Regions from separate parts of the Homo sapiens genome. Here region 2 is linked to region 1. Evidence: chromatin contacts called from ENCODE Hi-C or POLR2A ChIA-PET data. All regions are on one chromosome and are shown on one strand. Each heading gives the region's core, a stretch centred on a gene start or an enhancer-like site at or near the end of the contact. The rest is flanking DNA. Distances are from core to core; before and after follow the strand shown. Region 1 has its middle 48 kb from the start of LRPPRC. Region 2 has its middle 37 kb from the start of SLC3A1.

Region 1 (6,193 bases), core at 2,412-4,911:
AAGCACAAGTTGAGGACAGCAGTGTCATCTAACTTGCCCTGGGCCGCCTATCTCTGAATTTTAGAAATAAGCTTAGCCTGTACCCTAACTACGATAAAACATCCAAGAAGAAATGTCCAGTAGGCAGTTGGATACACCAGTCTACAGCTTAGGAGAGGGCGTGAGCTAGAGAGAAAGAATTGGGGGTGATTTAGTATGTAGGCACTGAGTGAGGCTTAGTTTAGATGAGCACTCCTAGGAGAAATGTGAGGTGTGAGATGAATGAAGGACAAGAAAGCCAAATACTATCATCTTTTTTTCTTTTGATGCTTTTTTTTGAGATAACCTTAAACTTTATCCTCAAGTAAATACAGATGTTCCAGGAATCCTAGGATGATTTTTGAGCGTTTTGTTTTCATTTCATTTCCTCTATATAGCCATGCGTTAATATTCAGTGCTACTGAATTCATTTGTTTATTTATTTGTTTGTTTGTTTTTGAGACAGAGTCTCCCTCTGTCACCCAGGCTGGAGTGCAGTGGTGCGATCTCAGCTCACTGCAACCTCTGCCTCCCAGGTTCAAGTGATTCTCCTGCCTCAGCCTCCCAAGTAGTGGGGATTACAGGCACCTACCACCATGCCCGGCTAACTTTTGTATATCTAGTAGAGACAGGGTTGCCCAGGCTGGTCTCGAACTCCTGACCTCAAGTGGTCCGCCCACCTCAGCCTCCCAAAGTGGAGTGGCATTCCTGCCAAAGTGGAATTACAGGTGTGAGCCATCACGCCAGGCCCTCATTTGATTTTATTTGGATTTATATTTCAGCACCGGCTGGGAAGAGAATGTGTTCTCATGCCCTGTGGGCATTTGGACACTCTCACAGGTCCTGGTGGGTGTGCTAGGGTCTGTGTGAGGGTCAGGTTATGTGTGTGTGATTTTGCATGTGCCTCTGTGGGTGTGTCAGTGCGACACGTGCCTTCGTTTCTCTGTTCTCGCAGTTGTCTTTTCAAATCTAAAGTGTTTGAAGGAAGGAATCTCCCAAACTTCCCCAAAGATATTTCTTGCCTCTTCTCTATAAGTCTTCCTATTCTCAGACACCAGACTGAGGCTGAATTTTACATAATATGAAATAACCATGATCTGCATGAGGGTCAAGGGCACCATGAAGAGTGTGTGTGTGTGTGTGTGTGTGTGTGTGTGTGTGTGTGTGTGTTATGGAAATTTCTAAATATACTCAAAAAATCAGAATAAAAAGAATCTCCATGTATCCATCACCCAGCCTCAATCATTATCAACATTTGGCCAATCTTGCTTCCTCTCCCCCAACTCTTTTTTCCTTCTAGTGTATATTAAAGCAAATATTAGGTAGTTTGACATTTCGTTTGGAACACTTAAGTTTTAATCTGTAATTGATAAGACTTTTTAATACATTTCACAATGTCATTGTTTACTTAAAAAAAAGAACAATTCCTCAATATCATCTAAACTCAATCCATATTCAAATTACCTGATTATCTCAAAGACATCTTTTTTCAGTTGTTTTTTAAAACTCCACATATTGCATATGGTTGTGTCTTTTTCGTTTCTTTTATTCTGAAGCAGTTCACCCTTGTCACTGATTTGACAGGGAATCAGGTAATTTGTTCTGTATAATGTCTTAAGTTCCGTATCTGTCTGCTTCACTGTGGAGTGGTTAACATATTCTTCCATCCTCCATATTTTCTGTAAACTGATAGTTATATCTGGGCCTTGATTAGATTCAAGGTCAATGTTTTTAGGCACCTATACTTTCTAGGGTGGCATTACTGTGAGACATATAATATTAATATCTTTTTTTTCACTTTTAATACTAATAGGATTGATCAATGGGTTTAGGTAGCATCATCCCATAAAGTTCTCCATTAACCTTTCACCTGATGATTTTAGCATTTGTTGATTGTGACCTAAGTCCATTATGTCATTTCAAGTCTTAGTGATTTAAAAAAATTTTTTTCAGGCCAGGCACGGTGGCTCATGCCTGTAAATCCAGCACTTTGGGAGGCTGAGGCAGGCGGATCACGAGGTCAAGAGATCGAGACCATCCTGGCCAACATGGTGAAATCCCATCTCTACTAAAAATACAAAAATTAGCTGGGTGTGTTGGCACGCGCCTATAGTCCCAGCTACTCGGGAGGCTGAGGCAGGAGAATCACTTGAACTCAGGAGGCAGAGGTTGCAGTGAGCCAAGATCGTGCCACTGCACTCCAGCCTGGCGACAGAGTGAGACTCTGCCTCAAAAAAAAAAAATTTTTTTTCTTCCTTCTGCATATATTATCTGGTATTCTTCGAGCTCTAGAATTTTGCTAATCAAAGGGAATAGTGGAGTTGCCAGGCTCTCAAGGCCAAATGAGGGCCCTGTTTTCTTGGCCTCTTTCCATGTTAAAAAGATTAATCCACCCTCCCCAAAGTGGCCACACCTAAATCCTAGTCTCTAACCGAAGGCAACTCTTTGTGCTCAGATAAGGTGGAAGTCAGCAAGGATCCTAGTAGAGGGGTCTACCCTTTGCTCCAGGAAAAAAGGGGCTCTAGGAGTAGCAGCAAGGCCTTCCCAGGACACAGGGAACTCAAGGCTGCTCAGGAACTGAGGCCTGATCTCCAGAGATCATCATTAGTTTGGGGAGGGCTCCCTTTGTCCACCCCCTTACCCTACCCCGGTCAGGCTCATTCTGGGGCCCTGGATTTCTGCTCTTCTCCAGGGAAGCAGCAGCATTCAGCCACTCACACCAGAAACAAATATCTGGGACTGTGGCTTTGACTTTCTGGTGCTTTTCCCTGTATCCTCAGATGAGCTCCACGTCCTTTGCCACCCTTGGCTTGGGCACTGGGCTGCATACCTCCTGCAGTTGCCCTTCTTTGAGGAGCAGGGACAGAGCTGATCTCCTGTTCCATGTCCCTCCATTAGCCCTTTCCTAGATCTAAGTCTTCCCCAAAAAGCCCTGGGACAAACAGTCCCAAAGGCAGGGCCCAATTGCTGGATTAAATGCTTAACTCCGAAGGTCCAGGATATATTTTATTTATATATATCTCGATTATTAACTCTATCCCAGGCTCCATCCCCGGCTCAGTGTGGATAACTCTCCCCTCAGCAGCCGAATAAATCAGACCATTCTTCCTCTCCTGTAGAAGTTAGGTCTGCATGGAAAAGATAGCACTTACACTCATTTCTAAGAGGAAGATGTACTTTAAGTTCTGTATGAAAACATTGAGTTCCATGGTATACACTGTTGGCATGAAAACAATGAGACTTTTAATTGCTCCCGAAACTCTAATATATATATTAGAGTTAATAATTAATATATAATATAATAGATATTATTATATGTAATATATATATATATATATATATATATATATATATATATATATAAATACTTGAAAATAGTCACCTGCCTTTAGACAGTTGTAAGCCACAGGGGAAACTCTTTGAATTCCCACCAATAACCATTTGGCTTAGAACGACTTTCAGCTGTTTCTAAAAATCAAATTCACCCTGAAACGAGGGTGGTTTGCTCTCACCTCACGATGGTGGGGAGAAGGTGGGCAGCAGTTAAATATGCCGTGGGGCTGAATGTGACCAACACGACAGTGCAGGGAAAGCTCCTTTGTCCCTGCGCGGCCCAGACTGGGACGCTAGATGGCAGGCTCACCTTCTAGATGGAAGCTTCCGGCTCCTTCTAGAGGGAAGCAGCCAGCCCTGGCAGCCCGGCCTCTGCTGGCAGTAGCCACACACTCCTGAGCAGTTCCCAGGGGCCTCCAGTGGGCTCCCCAGGGAGGGTGTGACCGATCCTCAGTGGAAGGCCCCAGAAGTGTCTGATGTGAGAACAGGGAACGCCTGCCTGTCTCCTGCAGCTGCAGTGGGATCAGGGTTAGGGCCCACTTGATCCCAAACCTCATGGTTTGTGGCTATGGTGACTCCACTGGGCTGCCAGCCACACCCTCCTCCCACCTGCCTGTCCCCGTATGGGGGTGAGAAATGTCTCCAGCTTTCTTGGGCTGGCCCAAGGTTCGAGGTCTTTCAGGATGTCTGAAACTTGAGGTTACGCTTTATGCAACCTATTATCAAATAGAGGGTCTGGTGGGGTGTGGTGGCTCATGCCTGTAATCCCAGCACTCTGGGAGGCCGAGGCGGGCAGATCACCTGAGGTCAGGAGTTCTAGACCAGCCTGGCCAACATGGCGTAACCCTGTCTCTAGTAAAAATACCAAAAAAAAAAAATAGAAAAAAAAATAGCGGGGTGTAGTGGTGCGCACCTGTAGTCCCAGCTACTCGGGAGGCTGAGGCAGGAGAATCACTTGAACCTGGGAGGCGGAGGTTGCAGTGAGCCAAGATCATGCCACTGCACTCCAGCCTGGATGACAGAGCGAGACTGTCTCAAAAAAAAAAAACAAAAAAAACAAAAAAAAAAAAAACAGAGGGTTCTACTCTGGGTGTGGGCACTGCTGAGTGCCAGGAAACACTGCTAAGTGCCAGGAAAGAAATGTACAAGCCTGGGCTGACCACTGGGCTTGGGGTCTGTGTTTTCATTAATGTTCACGCCTCAGAGCATTCTTCACCCTTCTTCTTTTGGCTGCCCCTGCCCTCCTCCCATCCTACCCAGGGTTTACCAATAAGTACAAGTTCTCTAAAGGGCAAGAACCTTCAAGGACTTGCTTCTGGATTCCTGTGCCTGCTGCGTGGTGAGGCTCAGTGAATGTCTGCTAAATGAGTGATTGATTGAATAAATTAATGTTGGGATCCAGAAATCATCTGGCTTAGCCTCCTCCTTTTAGAAAGGGTATCAACTAATTGGAAATGTATTATGTTTTCTAGGATGCCTGCTTTCATCTTTACCCTCCTTCCCCTCTCCCATTTGAGATCCCACTCCCAGGGTCTCCATTTGGGAGTGCCTGAACCTTTCTTACATCTAGCTGAAATCCCACACACTGCAATTTGAGACTGATCTTTTTTGCTCTGACTTCAGTGTAAGTCGATGATGGAATTGGGGAATAATATTGTTATGGGCTGAACTCTGTCCCCTATAAATTTTCTACTGGGAAATTTGAGGTACTCCCAGTATCTCAGAATGTGATGGTATTTGGAGACAGGGCCTTTAGTTAAAGTGGGGCCATTAGAAGGTGGCCTAATCCAGTCTGACTGATGTCCTTGTAAGAGGAAATTTGGACTAAAAGATACCACAGAATCACACACAGAGGAAAGACCAAGTGAGGAGACAGCAATCGGGTCAACATTTGCAAGCCACGAGTGGAGGTCTCGGAAGAAACCAAACCTGCTGACACCTCAACGTTGGACTTCCAGCCTCCAGAACTGTGAGCAAATAAGTATCTGTTGCTTAAGCATTCCCCCTCCCCCAAGACTGTAGTATGTTGTTAGGGCAGTCCTAGCAAACTAAGACAAATATGACAGCTACATGATTATGCATGATACCTGATTATGATAGAAAGATACATGATTATAATAGAATATAATAAAAATGCTATGATACAGAATACTTTGCCCCTTTGTCGGCATGTCCAGCATCTATAGAACTATTATCCAGCTGATGTGATGGTAACTGAGGTTTCCACCCCCACCTCTGGCTGCTGGCTCTTGCCAGACAGGCAGAGAGGAGGGAGAAAGACCCCTTAAGAAAGGAGAGATGTTCATAGCTTTAGTCAGCGTGGGCTGCCTGCCTGTCTAGGTTTTTTTTTTTTTTTAGAAAACCAGGCTCAAATGTGATGAAAAATAGGTTGGTACAGCTCCCAGGAGAGGGGGTTACCTAGTAGGACAAAAGCCAAGCTCCCCGAAGAGGTCAGCACAGCCTCAGTGGCCCAAAGGTTGACACATCAAGATATATTAGGTTTGTGGAGAGAGAAAGGAGCAAAAGAGGCAGCTTGTTGGAGATTAGATTAGACCAGAGAAGACTGTGTAAAGGCTACACAACGGGGGGACTGAGGAGATGGGACGAAAAGAGGGAGGGCACAGGGCTGGCTGAGGAAACGACAAAGAGAAGCTGAAACTTTGAAGCAAAATCAGCCCAGTGAACACAGAGCACCTTGGGGTCAGAGATGAGCCAGGGGAAAGCTGTGAAAATCAAGGCAATGTCTCTCTCCTACCTGGGTCACATTTAAGTGGTAGGATTTGGTCTTTTGAGAACTGACTAAAAGTAATTGACTCTCTTTAAAGTGGAAATTCTTTTTTTT
Region 2 (7,062 bases), core at 1,356-3,855, 190 kb after region 1:
AGCTGAGAAATTATACATACTGTTTTAATTTGTTAACAAAACAATTACATGTTAATATATAAACCATTTTATGAAAAATAATTGTCTTATAAGTTAGGATACAAAAATTCAGTGTAAAAAGGACCATTTTTCATTTTTGTGAGCCCTTTAATGTTGAACTGAATTCTTGTTTGTGCTTTTGCGTTCAGTCTGTTGAAGTGTGGTATGGCCCGATGGTTGAAGTTTATGAAGAAACCTGGCCTCACACAGATAGGTAGTTGGAAAACAGGAATATTTTAGTCACTTCAGATAACTGTGGATATCAAAACTTGACAACTGATAGTTTCTTGAAGATTGGTTGCAATGTGAAATCGGAAAGTTTATTAGAGGACTTTTCTTAGTTTGTTATGTTAAAATCCACTGGGTCTGTCTTGCATTTTGAATGGACCTTCTGGCTATGCATGATTTTGTCACATCATGAATTAGTCATTTGGAAAATACTGGTTCACTGAATTATGCAGTTCTTCTAAATATTGATCCGTTATTCTGCAATGATTAAAGTTTTTTGTTAAGGGTAGGCACAGTGATTCATGCCTGTAATCCCAGCACTTTGGGAGGCCGAGGCAGGCAGATCACCTGAGATCGGGAGTTTGAGACCAGCCTGACCAACATGGAGAAACCCTGTCTTTACTAAAAATACAAAATTAGCCAGGCATGGTGGCGCATGCCCGTAATCCCAGCTACTCGGGAGGCTGAGCCAGGATAATTGCTTGAACCCAGGTGACGGAGGTTGCAGTGAGCTGAGATCGTGCCATTGCACTCCAGCCTGGGCAACAAAAGCAAAATTCCATCTCAAAAAAAAAAAAAAAAAAAAAGACTGCTTAGCTGAATGTGGTAGCTTATGCCTGTAATAAAGCAGGAGGATTGCTTGAGGCCAGGAGTTCAAGACCCGCCTGGACAACATAGCAAGACCTGGTTTCTACACACAAAAAAATTCTAAGTACTCTAGCATGGTGTCACATGCCTATAGTCCCAGCTAGTTGGGAAACTGAGGCAGGAGGATTGCTTGAGTTCAGGAGTTCAAGGCTGCAGTGAGCTATGATCCAGCCACTGCACAGCAGCCTGGGCAACAGCGAGACTCCATCTCAAATTTTAAATATATGTCTCTTTTATATTAAAAAAAACTCAAATTTTAAAATAACATTGTGAAGGAATAAACAATCTAAGCAACAAATGCTTCCAAGCTGCTTCACCGTTAGTTTATTAACCTGAGTAGAATTTACCACCAAGAGTCATAATTTCTTAATGCTAAAAGTAGAAATCCACTGGGAGTTGCATTGTCATTGAAAAAAAATTATAATGAAGGCCAGGCGCAGTGGCTCACGCCTGTAATCCCAGCACTTTGGCAGGCCAAGGCGGGCAGATCACTTGAGGTCAACAGTTTGAGACCAGCCTGGCTAAAATGGTGAAACCTGTCTCTACTTAAAAAATAAAAATAAAAAAATTAACTTGGTGTGGTGCTGCGTGCCTGTAGTCCTAGCTACTCGGGAGTTTGAGGCAGGAGAATCGCTTGAACCTGGGAGGTGGAGATTGCAGTGAGCCGAGATCGCGCCACTGCACTACAGCCTGGGCGACAGAGGGAGACTCCGTCTCAAAAAAAAAAAAAAAAAAAAAAAAAGTTGTAATGAACTGGTCTTCCTATATGAAAATAATGGCGCTGTCTTGCTAGTTGTGATTCTTCTTTCTACCCAGGCTTTAAAATGGTTTTTAATAACAGGAGAAATAATATTAGTCGGGGAAAAATGTTTCTATAATCATATTAGCCGTATATTTGAGCCAGGAATTGACAGCCTCATTAGTTTACTTTTCAAACTGCCTGATATATTTTCTGAAACCTTGGAAAATACGCAAACCAGAGGAATATATGGTGCCCAAGTCTTTATCCAGCTTCAATACTTGAAATTAACTGGAACATGTCCATCAAATATCTTTTGCTGACCAAATATTATTCTTCCTTGTCTTGAATTTAAGGTTATATTTTTTAAATGACATCTCACACTGACATTTCCTCTTCCAAATTGCCTTCATTTGTGTTTTGAAGTTCATCTGGTTTAAGTATTAAGGGAAAACGTGATAAGATTTCTTGTGGAACACATTTTGTTTTGAGAAGCTAAATAGTATTTAGTGAAAAATAGCAAAGTGTGATGTTTTTCACATATTAGACAATTCCTAGTTGTGCAAAAAATCCATTATATATGTAAAATAGTCAAATGTTAACATAATTGTTAAGATGAATTCAAGCAATGATTTAATTTCAAAGCAATTCTGAAGTTACTTTTTAAATTCTGTACTAGAAAATGCACTGAAATGAAGTTACTTGCTTTTAGTTCATAATGGGCATTATAACAATTTGCACTGTCGTTTTTATGCTAAATTGCTTTTAAGTTTTTTTCTGTTCAACTTTGGGAGTTATTTTGTAAACCCTAAAGAAAATGCTAAACAAGTGTTTGTTTTTGCCTGTTGTTTTGATGATTCGTGTATGTTACATTATGGTCTAGAAGTAAATAGGTGTAGCTACTAATAGAGAATACATTGCTTTTCAGGCAGCATCACCGCCATTTCTCACTTCCTGCTGGCTTTTCTGGCTGTGGTATTTTCTCCCCCTTATTTCCTGTTTCAGTTTTATTTTACCTGCAAACACCACTTACTAGTACACTGTTTTGTGCTCAGATGTAACTGGCAGATATGCTCTTCTAATTCAGAGGTGAGGGGCACTTAGGAAGTCAGTATTTCTGCTATCTTGTAAGTATCCACAACTCCAGTGGGACACAAAAGAGCCATACCTTTTATGGAAAGGTAGAATGAAAGACTGGGCTTTACTTCTTTTAACTAGTAGACCTAGTCTATAATATTGGCAACAGTGATTTTTTTTAATGATTAAATCTGTGCAACAAATGTATTCTTTCCATATAACATTCACCTATAATGCATTTAAGATGAAGAGGACCAGTACCACCCAGGAGTTACCCTAATGGTGGGTCTGATACCTTCTTTCCCTCTCCTGAGTCGTTTACACTTACTTTTTTGGGCACTGATTATGAAGAGGTGGTTTTGCTTCATTCCTAAGTCTTGAAGTTATGAAATGCAATTTATTATTTATTATTATTTGAGATGGAGTTTCATGTTTGTTGCCCAGGCTGGAGTGCAATGGCACGATCTCGGCTCACTGCAACCTCCACCTCCCGGGTTCAAGCGATTCTTCTGCCTCAGCCTCATGAGTAGCTGGGATTACAGGTGTCCACCACCATGCCCAGCTAATTTTTTTGTATTTTTAGTAGAGATGGAGTTTCACCATGTTGGCCAGGCTAGTCTTGAACTCCTGACCTTGGGTGATCCGCCCGCCTTGGCCTCCTGAAGTGCTGGGATTCCAGGCGTGACCCACCGCACCCAGCCTGAAATGCAATTTATCTTAACAATTAATTCCACAGTGACATGATATAGAGTACCATGGGGTTTATTTTCATGAGATTTTGCCTATGAATAATAATTATATAGTATAAAGCTTATTTTAAATATTTAATATTTGCTATTAAAATTGTAATTAAGACTGCTTATAATTGGTATAGCACTTTGGTTCTACTGAAGTATACTCTTGAAAGTTACTGGGTTCTGCTGGGCACAGTGCCTCACGCCTGTAATCCCAGCAGTTTGGGAGGCCGAGGTGGGTGGATCACCTGAGGTCAGGAGTTAGAGACCGGCCTGGCCAACCTGGTGAAACCCCGTCTCTACTAAAAATAGAAAAATTAGCTGAGCCTGGTGGCGGGTGCCTATAGGCCTAGCTACTCAGGAGGCTGAGACAGGAAAATCTCTTGAACCTGGGAGGCGGAGGTTGCAGTGAGCCAAAATCGTGCCACTGCACTCCAGCCTGGGCGACAGAGCGAGAATCTGTCTCAAAAAAAGGAAAAAAAAAAACATTTTAGGGGGAGCTTGAGCTACATAAACATTCTTAAGTCTAGTTTACTTCGGACTGTAACTAATTTTAAAATGCGAAGTCTTCATGAAAGTTCTGTAGGCTCCTAAAGATCCTATACTCCAAGAGTTAATTAAATCCAATAACTTTAAAATGTATTTTAAATGGTTGTAATAATATATTTTACATGTACAATCAAAAGCCTTAATGTAAACTGAAATTATTTCACTAAAAATCCTAACTGAAAAAAGGAGGGGAGAGGAGGGAGAGGGAGAGAGAGAGGAGGAAAACAAACAAAACAGAAAATTGGCTGGACGTGGTGGCGTGTACCTGTAGTCCTAGCTACTTGGAGGCTGAAGCAGGAGGATCCCTTAAGCCCAGGAGTTCAAGTCTGCAGTGAGCTACAAATGGATCACTGCATGCCAGCCTGGGTAACAGAATGAGACCCTGTCTCTAATACAAAAAAAAAAAAAAAAAAAAAAATCCGGTTGGATAAGCATGAAATAGTATATAATTTGCATTTCTGATTACATGTGAGAAAAACATCTTTCCTATATATATTGGCCATTTGAGTTTCCTCTTTTCTGAATTGAATGCTCACACCACTTGTCCATTTTTCCATTGGGTTTGTCTTTTTCTAATTGATTTGTCTTTTTCTATATAGTCTAGATACCAATCCTTTGTTATGCGAGCTGCAAAACCTCTCAGACTGTTTTTCTTTTTTTCTTTGTTTATGCAGTCTTGCTATTTGTCATTTTTTTGCTGTATGTTTTTCTTGTTTAGGAAATCATCCTCATCCCAAGTTCATATAGTCTCTAATTTTTTTAATTTATATATTTTCATTTTCATATCAGGTGGATAATGTAGTAACAAGGCTGAGGGGAGGCACATCTCATGTAAGTGTGAAAACCCAATCATCATGCTTGTGAACTACAGAAGGATCTCTAATGTTACCTTCCAGCCATTTTAGAAGTCTACCTCCCAAGCACATATATTTAGGTTTTTAATCATTCTTGAATTTCTTGTTACATAGTATGTGAACTAAGGAATCTTTATTTTCCATCCAGCTAGCTAATTGTGCCAACACCATGCCACCCCTGTCAGATTCCCATTCCCCAAATATGTGTGGTCCATTTCTAGTTTCTTCTGCTCTATTGTTTTTTTGTTTTTGTTTTTGTTTTTTTTTTTTGTCTAACCCTGTGGAAATATCACATCATTTAGATTACTATAGCCTCTTAAGTGCTGACATCTAGCAGGTATACATTGTCTTCACCATATTTAAATTTAGTTCCTTTTATTTTTCATTTTCAAGACAAGGTCTCACTCTGTTGCCCAGGCTGGAGTGTAGTGGCACCATAGCGCACTGCAGCATCGAACTCCTGTCCTCAAGCAATCCTCCTGCCTCGGCCTCCCAAAGTACTGGGAGTACAGACATGAGCCACCGCACATGGCCTAAATCTAGTTCCTTCTAATAAAATGCAACTAATAATCCACATTCTAATATAAAGAGCTTGCATCCATTTGGGGATATAATATTGAAAATTGTTCGCCCTTCCTATAATTATTTTGTGTGTTTCTGTTGTACATTTACATTTTTAATTGTACTCTGGGACCATGTTGCTCACTCATTTTAACCTATCACTCCCTTTCCTCCCCCTGTAAAACAGGATTAGTAACTATACCATGCCAAGTCATGTGGGAGCCTAAGGCAAATGGAAAACTCTGTAATGATTATTTTTTTCCCTTTTTCTTTTTTTCAGCAGAGAGTAGATTCTGTCTTATTTAAAATGTTTATATTATGTTCGTCATTTTGCATTAGTTTTGACTTTTTTAATGTTGCATTAAAATATCTAAAATTTAAAAAAAAATTTATCTTGATTACTTGCCATTCCTTAAATTTTGTCCCCAAAGCAAGTGCTTCACCCTGGTCCCAGATGATATGTGAATTCCTGGGCCTTTGAAAAGACAATTTTCCTGATTTAAGGCAGATGTTCCCAAGAAGGAATAACTCCTTAGCCTACTAGTACCCATTAGCATGAAACAGCGTTTTCTGGGGTGGCTCAGTAAAATGGAGGGAGCGCTAAGCTAAGAGAGTCCCGAGCTCCAGCAGCAGCCAGGTGCTGTTGGCTTCCTTACGCAGTGAGCTGTCTCTTAATACTTTGAAAACATGATGCTGAGAGAAAGCAAGTTATAAGGGGATGTCTTGTATGTAAATTTGTCTCCAAAATTAATTCCAAAACACTTCATATTTTAATTTCTTTGAAATTGGGAAGCATCTTTATTTTTATTTTTTTTTTTTTTGAGACGGAGTTTCACTCTTGTCGCCCAGGCTGCAGTGCAATGGCGCGATCTTGGCTCACTGCAACTTCCGCCTCCCGGGTTCAAGTGATTCTCCTGCCTCAGCGTCCCAAGTAGCTGGGATTACAGGAATGCGTCACCACGCCCGGCTGATTTTGTATTTTCAGTAGGGTGGGGGTTTCTCCATGTTGGCCAGGCTGGTCTCGAACTCCCGACCTCAGGTGATCCGCCCCCCTTGGCCTCCCAAAGTGCTGGGATTACAGGTGTGAGCCACCGTGCCCGGCCAGGAAGCATCTTAACAATTGTCTTTGACTAAGGCAGCCATCATGGCATAGTTGCACCAGCTTGGTCATATCTCAATTCACAATTGGGTTTTGTACTGTGTCGGGAATACATGTGTTAATATTTAAGTGCTGTTTAAAATGTCTTCAAGGCCAGGCTCGGTGGCTCACACCTGTAATCCCGGCACTATGGGAGGGCCACCTGGAGAGATCACTTGAGGTCAAGAGTTCGAGACCAGCCTGGCCAGCATGGTGAAACCCCATCTCTACTAAAAATACAAAAATTAGCCAGGCGTGGTGGTGTGCACCTGTAATCCCAGCTACCTGGGAGGCTGAGGCAGGAGAATCGCTTGAATCCAGGAGGCAGAGGCTTCAGTGAGCTGAGATCATGTCACTGCACTCCAGCTTGGATGACAGAGCAAGACCCTGTCTCAAAACATAAAATGTCTTCAAAATGATTATATTATGATTTGGCATATAACACAGAAATAATAGCATATGTAAGATTAAAAAAAGATCTGTCCTAAAAACCTG

What was found. A loop is a pair of places that touch in the nucleus more often than their neighbours do. ChIA-PET counts read pairs that join two places held with the same protein, here RNA polymerase II (POLR2A). Pooled maps may share reads with other maps.
Region 2: a loop to region 1 is called in a map of chondrocyte, with 2.6 times the contacts of the local background. The contact joins two enhancer-like sites. A Hi-C loop is called at or near these places in 16 of 168 maps with a recorded cell type or tissue (Caco-2, Calu3, GM12878 and 12 more), 20 of 37 single-sample maps with no recorded cell type and 27 of 50 pooled maps. POLR2A ChIA-PET finds 5 or more read pairs at or near these places in 3 of 52 experiments (H1, WTC11 and activated CD4-positive, alpha-beta T cell).

Annotation. Positions count from the first base shown.
Region 1 is chr2:44,040,715-44,046,907 of GRCh38, forward strand. No RefSeq gene overlaps it. Among named protein-coding and RNA genes, the nearest start is that of LRPPRC, 48 kb to the left of the region's middle. RefSeq lists an enhancer at 3,540-3,589. Within about 2 kb of position 3,662, at least 4 of the 41 ENCODE cell types and tissues checked have a DNase peak (open chromatin) inside an H3K27ac peak, as active enhancers do.
Region 2 is chr2:44,234,771-44,241,832 of GRCh38, forward strand. It overlaps a transcript of PPM1B not described here and the pseudogene LOC124906174. Among named protein-coding and RNA genes, the nearest start is that of SLC3A1, 37 kb to the right of the region's middle. RefSeq lists an enhancer at 1-145. Within about 2 kb of position 2,606, at least 4 of the 41 ENCODE cell types and tissues checked have a DNase peak (open chromatin) inside an H3K27ac peak, as active enhancers do.